Regions from separate parts of the Mus musculus genome. Here region 1 is linked to region 2. Evidence: chromatin loops called from intact Hi-C (ENCODE). Cell type or tissue: heart. All regions are shown on one strand. Region 1 has its middle 22 kb from the start of Gm38996. Region 2 holds the start of Vstm2b (V-set and transmembrane domain containing 2B).

What was found. A loop is a pair of places that touch in the nucleus more often than their neighbours do. Peaks named below come from ENCODE experiments on the same cell type or tissue, not always from the same donor. Only the 100,000 strongest peaks of a DNase experiment are listed, where the experiment ranks them.
Region 1: a loop joins it to region 2, with 5 times the contacts of the local background. A loop is called at or near these places in 6 of 42 quality-filtered maps.

Annotation. Positions count from the first base shown.
Region 1 is chr7:40,270,870-40,275,869 of GRCm38, reverse strand. No RefSeq gene overlaps it. Among named protein-coding and RNA genes, the nearest start is that of Gm38996, 22 kb to the left of the region's middle. In heart, a CTCF peak has its summit at 2,236 (motif pointing right); no DNase peak of the experiment used is centred here.
Region 2 is chr7:40,899,145-40,904,144 of GRCm38, reverse strand. It overlaps Vstm2b (V-set and transmembrane domain containing 2B), which reads right to left and starts at 4,867. Exons shown (of 5, transcript NM_021387.3): 1 at 4,696-4,867; 2 at 3,957-4,141; 3 at 2,866-2,895; 4 at 1,244-1,715. The coding sequence starts at 4,777. In heart, a CTCF peak has its summit at 2,817 (motif pointing right); no DNase peak of the experiment used is centred here; H3K4me3 peaks cover 2,020 bases; H3K27ac peaks cover 804 bases; H3K27me3 peaks cover 4,933 bases.

The sequences.
Region 1 (5,000 bases), 630 kb after region 2:
ACAGGCCCTGGTGCTTCATGAAAGGAATGGAGGGAGGGGGGCTATATGTCCTCGGGAGAGTGGCCCCTTCCTGGTGAGCAAATGTGCTTGGAAAGTTAAGAGCAGCCACACACAGCCAGCCCCACTTCAATGCTCTGAACCTGGAGCCAGTTCCTGCCAGATGACCATGTGGATTCCTGCTCCTTTGGCCTACAGGTATTACTGCTGCTAAGAACTTCCGGGTTCTACCCTCTCATCTGTCCGTTCCCCAGAACTGGGATTCTCCAAGCTTGTCTATGCCTCCATGGGTGTCCAACGTACTTGAAAGCATGGCTAGGAACTATAGCATCTCTGTCACAACTGTTGAGTGGGGCTGACGTCTTCATGGTAAAAAGTAGGTACACAGGAAAGGTGCTAGGTACTGCTGTCCCCTCTCCCCCAAGTACAGTTTCACATGGAAGAGAAAACATTCCCATTAAAAGTCATCTTCGAGGGAGCAGCTACTTTGAAGTGAAGCTGCTGACATTTCAGAGCAATTAATAACTGTATTTCCCCAGAGAACAGCTGCGGCCGGAGGGGGTGCGAGCGCGAGTGTTCCCCCTTTGTTCTTCCTCTGCGTGGGCACTGGACCAGAACCCTCTGGGCAGCTTCTCTACCCAGCGTATCCCACTGATCTATTAAGCTGAACATTAATCATTAGCAGAGCTCATCTTTCTTCCTCAAATTTAATTTCATTAGTTACACTTTCCCCATTAGATCCCTCCTGGATGCGTTTGCTTAGATGGCTACTGAGCATCAGTCCTGTGCCTAAGCTAGCACGTCTCCGCTGGAACCTTATCCCAAATAGCACGGACTTTCCAAGATGACCAGATGCACCTTGTAAAGATATATATTTATTTTGTTTATATGGATGAGTATTTTGTCTGTCTGTATGTATCTGTACCATGTGTGTGCATTACCCATTGAGGCAAAATGAGGTCCAAACTGGCATTACAGAAGGTCGTAAATGCTATGTGGGTTCTAAGGATTGAGGCTGGGTCCTCTGAAAGAGAAAGGAGCGCTCTTAACCACTTGCCAGCCTCTCTCCCTCTCCCTCCCTCCCCTCCCTTCCTCCCTTTCATTTTCTCCATTCCTTTCCTCCTTTGTTTTGTTGTTTTTCCAACCGTGCAGATGCATTTTGACACAGTTAGATTGCAAGTCTTCTCTCATGGACTTGTAGGAACTCAAAGCCATGTCATGGCAATGTACACAAGACTGACTCTAGGTTCCACATGTTGGTATCTAGTCATGGGCACAGGCAGAAAAGTCGTAAGGCCGGTAGGATGGAAGTGTGCTCAACAGTACAGCCTCACTCAGATCTATTCTTCCTTGCCCTCAGCTGTACATTTGATCTAGGAATAAAGCAGGAGGTCCCTGGCCGGCTCTTGCTGACTTGTTCTCTCTCTCTCCAGTCATGTTCTTGCTCCTCAAAGAGACTGCAGCTTTTTCCACACAGAGGTGATACCTACCCATCCCCTGGGCAATGTCGCTGAATGAGAACTGCACTGGATTAATTGAAGTGAACACTCAAAAGACAATAAGTGTGAGGAACAAATTCATCTCCCATTGCCTTGATTGAGGGATTCTGTGCTGTAGCCATAGGGGATAATGGGGGATTGAGGGCATAGCGTTACCTGAAATTAGAAGATGGATTTTGTCAAGAGAAAGCCTGAGAGAAGCACCCATCTTGACCTATTCACTTGTCCATCCTTGATCTAAAGCTATCAAGTCCAGTCCAACTTTGACAGATGTTGAATAGTCTAAGATATCTGAGTGAGAGCTGGGTACTTTTTTCTTAATATCTGCAAGGTTCTAGGTTCAAACACCATCACCAAAGCTTATAACAAACTCACTTTGGTGGTAGTACCCACTGTTGATTCCAGCTCTAGCATCTCAACTAGGTGGACCACCATAAACACACCCCACCCACAGTTCTATAGAGCCACACCCCTAAGTACTCACAGAAAGGCCCAGAGAACTTAGTGTTAGGGAAATGATCACATCCAGCTTAAGGAACAAGAGGAGGGGTGATTGGCATGTGCATATGTGTTTGACTGCACTTGTGAGTGTGTGTTGTGTTGGGGACAAGGCGGGGGGCTGAGGAATGGGGATGCTAGAATCAAGCCTCCCACAGACTTGGAGGAAACTGGATTTTGTCATAGTACCACTCCAGCATCTCCTGAAAAATGATAAGAATATACCCCAAATAGCCACCAGGCGGCAGAGCAGGATAACTCACTGCTCACAGCAAGTAAGACTTTAAGCAGGGTGAGACAGGTGATCCAGAACAGTCAAATGCTAATCCAGAATTCTCTCTCCTCACTAATGACTGGGGATCTGTTTCAGAGCACCCCTTGATGTCCTGACACATATGGAGAAAACACCTCTGTAGTCTCCACTTTCTCCTTATACATAAAGAAACCGCACTTCCACTTACCCTACTCCACCCTCTTAGTTTGGGGCTGATTTTATTTCAGTTTTATTGTTTTCATGGCTAGGGTTAGAAGCCAGAGACTTCTGTGTTGTAGACAAGTGCTCTACCACTGAGTCCCACTTCTGTCACCACTCTCTTATTTGTAAGTAATCTTGGCTTATTAAGAATCCAGTCATGGTGCAAACAGTGTGTGAGTGGAGGTTATACTATATTGCTTAGAGAGTATTGACAATGACAGGCTCAGTGCAGATGTGATTTTTATTTGGGATATATTTAATCTGCACTTGACTGAATGTGCCCAAAACATTTTCCAAATGAGAGAGAGAGAGAGAGAGAGAGAGAGAGAGAGAGAGAGAGAGAGAGTGCTGGTTCTGTACTCTCTCTAAGCAGTCTCTGGTGTGTAGTCCCACTTAATGCTATGAGGAGTATAGCCATGTCTTAGAGACACTGGGAGGAAAGGGGCTCTTGCTATGGGTCTCAAGATTCTGCCTGTTCTAGTGGGCCTGAGAACAGGCCCAAGAAGAGCTGCTGGCATGAGAGGATAGCAGTTTGGCCTGCCACTTTAGAACATGTCTGAGCACTGTGGAGGTTCAGTATTCACTACTCTTATCCTGGATATAACCTCCTGCTGACTTTGTCATAATTTCTGTCAGCCTCAAATGTCAATGAATGAAGAGCCTAGGGAGACTTGACCAGGGACCCAGATGCTGGAATTCAGTTTCTGGCTTTGCCAGGACTTCATATGAGGTCTGTTCAGCCAGTGACACTCTTGAAAGGCTTCTAAGATTCTTGTAAAAGCAGCAGTGGAAAAAAAGCTACCATCCAATTTGTGGGTAACAGCTTCCTTCTTGCAGATAGCACTCACTCATGTTTTCTGACTCCCTGAGATGCTGCTTGAAGTCTTGGTGCTCAAGCACCACACCCCAGAGCAATGCAGTCCTAACACTACCTGGAAGCTGCAGCCAGCATGTTCTAGGCACATAGAAACCATAACTTCAAGGGCACAGATGCAGGAGAGCCTATCAGAGGTTCCTATTACTCAGAATGCCATCCTGTAATTTGGCCACCAGTGAATTGGTCGTCAGAAGGACATTTGACAATTAACTATCAGGAGGTATTTATTATTAGGGCACAGTGAGCAAGGCAGCATAACCTCACACTAGTCTTCCTCCTATCCAGTTGTAAGGTATGGCCAACAGACAACTGTTCTCTCTCTCTCTCTCTCTCTCTCTCTCTCTCTCTCTCTCTCTCTCTCTCCACACACACACACACACACACACACACACACACACACACACACACACACACACACACCATAAACCTGCACACAAACAAACATGTTGCATGGATACATACACATATAACATACACACCACATACATACACACATACACACATAGCACATAACATCCATGTACCACACGTGTACACATCATGTCACACATAAATAGACACACATCACATACACATACAAGCACGCATATGCATATACATCACACACATACACACACAACACATACTTACACATATGCATACATGTATACCATACACATATATGCACACATATTTACAAACACATGCATACAGCATACCCATACACACAATACTCTTGCATATAACACACACACAAACACACTTTCACAAAAAAAGGGGGAGTTGGGGTGAGGATACATCATTTAAGGTATAGGTTTTCTATTCATCCTCTGAAGAAATTTCCAAGATATTGAGAGAGTTAGGGCAGTAAGGCAGCAAGGCGCCCAGCAAGGCAAACAGCACAGAGGATGGGCACTTGCACACAGACATACCCACCCAGTGAACTCATTATGAGTAGACTTAAAGGAATGAAAGCCTTGGCTCTGAGGAAGGGAATGTAGCTGTCTGCCTTGTAGACTGTATCCTCACTCACATCTTGGGTACCCGCCATGCATCAAGGTCATTGGTTGAGTTCTCCCTCTGCAAGTGACAGAGCCTAAATTCATACCAGTGGACAGATAGAGTAGTGCCACACTCAGAAAAAAAATAAGTCTTAATTAATGATACAGCCTTAAACTCACACGACTGGCTGCATGGGTGCTAACAGATCATAGAAGGGCCTGGAACCCATTTCATGTCTCTTTCTGCTTCCCTTGAAGCTGGTTGTATGGGAGCACAATTTCTTGTAACTCATCGGAACAACTATACCTGAGCCAATATTTCAAGAAAAAGTCAGTAACCTACCCTATTGGGTTTCTGCCTCACCTACCCTATTTGGTTTCTATATCACCATTTCCCATCGTTGTGAACTAGAATCTGACTAGTTCTGGTGACATATGGCATTGGCAACAGTGCAGGATCAATTCCACCCAACTAACATGAGCTGAGATGGAGTGAGGCAAGATGTCCCAGACACAAGCAGAGTGCTATGAGCAGGAGAGGGGTGAGTGGACTAAAATTGACCACCTGCAGATGAGCCATCACTGGTATTAAGGTACCATCCATTCGTGGAGTGGTGGGCATTCACTAGAGAGAAGAGCTAGTTCTAAGAGAGAAGACAAGAAGAGAGTTTGAG
Region 2 (5,000 bases):
GGAGACCTAGCACCAGCTCTCCTGAGGGAGACAGGCAAAGAAATCTCCCAAAGAGGGGAGGAGACAGTGCTGTACTCCCACAGCAGGGAGTAACTAAGGCAGCAACTAGGCTAAACTGATGGTCAGAATGGACCAGCTACTTCCAAAGGTTCAAAGGTTTAAGGATCAGAAAGAGGATAGGATACATAATGATGTGAGGCCTGTCATCTTGAACTCAGTGAGGACCGTCCAGGAGCCTGTATCCGTAGCTAGCAGCCGTTGATACACTTTGAGAACAGCCAAGCTGGGTGTACGACAGCATGCCCTATCCCATCGGTACCATGTGTCTCCCCTAGACTTTCATGTTGTAATCCAAGTAGAGATTTCTTTCATGGGGAATGTGCATTATACAATACTGAGTAGGGGGTTCCAGGCAGGGGGTGAATTATTTAAAATCAGATACTAGGAGTGAGCACTGAAGATAGTGTTCCTCTGAGTTGGATTGAAGAGGGGAGCCATGTTGAGAGAAGGGCTATTTGGCACAGAAGTTTCTGCTTTTTCTGGGCCTCCTGAAACCCTCATTACTGCTATGTTAACACCCCCAGGGTCTTGTTACCAGAGCAGCAGCTCACTTTTCTGGTCTTCTATTCTGACAACCCCTCACCTCAACTCTTTGCATCCCTAGTCCTAGGAAAACGGGTATCAGCCTCCTTGTGCCTTCATAAGTGTGATACAGGGCTCCATTCCCTCTGGAACCATGGAGAACTGGAACTCTGATGTGCATACAAAATTTACAGCTTGTGTAAAGCCACACCTAGAAGCCACTTAGCAAAGGCTACCTAGCCAACCTTCCTGCAACTTACAAGACAATTCAAAGTCACCAATCGGCAAAGAGGGACAACAGCTTGTTTTCACTGCTTCTTTCAAGAGGAATACCCCACCTGGGGAATATCTGTCCAAACTTGGGGATCTGAGAGTACAGTTCTCAATGCTGTCCGAGAGAGCAACCACACAACCTCACAACCCAGCCTCAGTGTCAAGCAGAGCAGCCCGCTGAGTTATGAATATACTTGATAGGATGCTCAAACCCTTTAAGAGTCAAGACTGGGAAAAAGCTCAGAGAACACCAGAAAGGCACAGCAGAAAAGATGCTTCTGGCGCACACAACTGCTGTTACAATAAAGCTATCTAGCGCTGCTGATGTACTGGCTGCTAACCTCCCTCTCCACCGGGCATGCAAAACCCCTTTGGGGCCTGCCCTTACCGGAGCCGTGCCTCTGGCGCAGAAGGACAGCCTGCCCTGATGGTGGTGATGCTGATGAAGAAGCAGCAGCTGCAGCAGCAGTTGTGGTGGCTGTGTGGGTCGCGGAGGCAGCGGCAGCGGCGGCCTCAGGAACTCCTGATCCAGCGGGAGGGCTCCCAGGAGGTGGGTTCTTGTCATCGTGGCTGGTTTCAGAGGTGGTGCGGACAGCAGCGCCTGCGTTGTTGGAGCTGACAGCACTGGAGGCTCCGTGGCGACGCGGGCCGCTGCTCTGAATGTGGGACACTGCCTCTGCAGCTTGCATGTTGGGCGGCGCGAAGCGCGATAGCACACGCAGCAATGCCTGGGCCTTGTGCTCCTGAGTGTCATCATCGCTGTAGTCCGAAACGCGACATTCATAAACACCTTCGTCCTGCAATCGTACGGCGGACAGCCGAAGCCGGTGTGAGATGTCATTGCCCTGGACTCGCACGGTCTGCAAAACAGCCCTGTTAGAGGTCTGACCATTGGGCGCCACACCTTTAGTGAGCCCACACCATTGGGCTCTCAGCTCCGCTATCACTGTGCCAAATTACCATCCAATCCCAGTATTTCCTAACACCCCAATACATCTTGCTAGTGGCACATGGCTCTTATTTCTGCCTGGACACCTTGTTGCAGAGTGCACGGTGTTGGGTCCCAATTTCCCAGCCATCTCATCTCACATTTACTCTTGCTTATTGTCCCTTTGGATCGAACTTTACTCCACAGCTAGCAAGAAATTTCTGGCTGGGGCTATATGAGGCTAATTATCCACATCCTTCCTATACCTAAAAGCCTAAGCTAACTGCTCTGGGGCTATCCTACATATACCCCAAATCACATTCACATTTATTTAAAGCTCAGAGCACCTGGGATGTGTCCATCTTGCCTGTAGGATGCACAACTACACCTGTCCTGCCCTGTCATTTAGGACTGACCACTTGTTAACAGCCTCAACAAATCCTTCTTTCTCTCAGGCATGGTGGAAATCTTAAGGGAACTCTCACCGAACACCGGGAAAAGCCCTGACCTCTAATCAGGACCCTCGAAGAGGATTTGGTTGTTTTCAATCCCTGCTATTTCCATGCTCCAGTGTTATAAACCCCATGCCCCTTGACTGCAAAAGACACTCACCCCCGGAGCACTTAACAATGTCACCCAAGGAGAAGGAGATGTCTGAGTGGAGGGTGCTCCTGGCAAGCCTAACGCTTGTGCGAAGTGGGGCGGAAGGGGGTGGGAAGCTGGAGTGCCACGCAGCCTGAGCAAGAAGTCATGCTCGCTCGAGGTCTTGTAAGAAATGACAGCAGAGAAGGTAAGGGCAGATGTTCTCCAGGTCCCTGAGCGCGTGGTGCAGAGGAAGTTGTGTTTTACTGGTAAGTATCATGTGAGACTTGGATTTGGACCCTTAATTTACACAAAAGACAATCTAATCCCTCTACTAGCGACAGATGGCGCCCAGATACGCCAAGGAGCCCACAATACACCCCAGTGGTAGTAGAGCTCCGCATGGCTCGGCGAAAGAGGCTTTCTAAAGGGGAGGGAGCTGCGGGGCGCGAAGCGGCCAGAAGGGGTCTCCCGCGGCCCACGCTGGTCTCCACACTTACGCTGATTTTAGTTGCATCCTTATTTGTTACCTAAAATGAAGAGAGAGAAAGGGAGAAAGGAAGGGGGAGGAAGAGGAAGGAACGGAGCGAGCGGGGAGGGAAGGAAGGAGGGAGGGAGGGAGGGAGGGAGGGGGGAGAGAGGGAGGAAGGGACAGAGATATTAATTGATTGATTATGAAATTAAGCTGTTGACATTTTTGTGCACGGAAACCTCTGACCTGTCTTTGACAAGGATACTTTCTGCAGGTGAGCTGGGGTTTGACATGCCTGAGGTGTGGCATGGCGAAGGGTACCAAATACATTAGGATTCCTGCAGTGCGCCAAGAGAAAAGTAGGTTTCCTGGCTAAAACCATTTGGCTGAGGAGTGGCTGCCCCATACACACCTGTCTGCTTGGGAGAGTGGGGATGCTGGACAGCCAAGGGGACCTCATCATTTCCTCTAAATTCTCCACTTGGAACCGAACACTGGATGGAAGGTCCAACATCATGAAGGCCTTGACAGTCTGGTATGTGGATACGTGCCAGAGGAGGATGAGAACAGGAACACTGAGTGGGATTCTGGGGACACTGTAGGTAGGTGGGTGTGTAAATGATGGTGTGAGCTATGGGGCAGGTTGTAAAGTATTCCAGCCACTGAGGGTGGAGCTGTTTCTCAGACCCTATGGAAGCTAGAGGTGAGTGACCTGCTGGCTACCATGCTCTAGTACCCTCTTCTCTACCACATAAACACAATCTGAAGGAGCTGAACTCCTTGGCCCTGGGACCCCAGAGTGGCAGAAGAGAGCCTGCCAGAATCAAGTGATCTGCTTTTTTTCTCACGCTAGCACCCATCAGAGTATAGTCCCAAAGCTAGCTTGCATGAGCAGGAAAATTGGGCCAGGTGTGTGTAGGTTTTCAGGGGCTGGGCGAGAAGGGGAAAGAGTGATAAAGAACCTATAGCATCCGGGGACATCCGTTTACTTTGTCAATACTGTGGAGATACAGAGGACGGGAGGTGGCTGAGCGACAGGGCAGCGCCCTGTGGAGGTACCCCTCACTTCCACTGGAAGAAGTCGGGTAAGCACGGGTGCAGCGAAGGGCAGCGGATTACCTTGCTCCGGGCGCCCGGCACGCTGAGCGCCAGCTCGTGTAACAGCTCCCGGGGAGGCTCCTTGAGGTACCACCACTGAATCTCCAGCGAGTAAGAGGTGGCTCCGCTGGCCCGGAACGCGCAGGGCATTTCGATATCGTCACCCTCTCGCACGGTTACATCTTTGGGGACTTCGGTGAATGTAGCTGGGGGCGGGAGAGAGAGGCGTGACCAGGGGATAGGCGAGGTGGGGGTAGGGTTGGGAGAGCTTGGGGCTACCCGAGGCTGAGGCGGTCGGTCTCCTGCTACCGGGCCTTGGGCTCACCCACACTCCTGTCCCCAGCTACTAAGTGACCCTGGGCGAGAGGCTCCAGCAAAGTTCAGGGAGCAGCTGCAAAGGTGGCAGCGGGGGTCCGCCACTTGCTGCAGGCTACTCCCCTCCAGGTCGTGCAGGGTTTAGGGGAGGTAGGGCCGTATCACTGGAGCTGGGCTGGGAAGCGCCAACTCTGGCTTGCTGCAGGCCTCCTCTGCTTAGCGGGGACTGGGTGAAAGGACTCCCTAAGCGGACGCCACAGCTGCAGAGACCCTCTTCTGCGCTCGTGCTCCTACCCACTCCCAGCCTGGGTTGCACACCCGAATTGCTGGAGACCGTAAAGCCTGCCGCTTCCTTTCCTCCTCCGCGGTGGCCAGCGGGCAGACTTCCGTGGCCTTAGCAAAGGGTCCCCTGAGCCCATCGCGGCCGCGAAGTTCCCGCGCTCACCGTCGGCCACGAAGAGCAGCAGGCTGTGCAGTAGCAGAGGTAGCAGGTATCCGAGGGCGCCGAGCCGGTTCCGCTGTTCCATCTCCCGCAGGGTTGCGGCGGCGGCGGGGGCCCGGCGCGGAGAGGCGGCGGCGGCGGCAGCTTGGGCTCGGCTCCGGCTCGAGCTCCGGCTAGGACGCCTCGGAGCCTGCCATGGCCCCGCACGGCGCCCCCTCCCCTGGCCGCCGGCGGCCGCCAATCAGCCCAGCTTCCTTGCCGGCTGGCCCGGCGCGGCTCCGGCGGGGGGCGCTACGCGGGGGACGCAG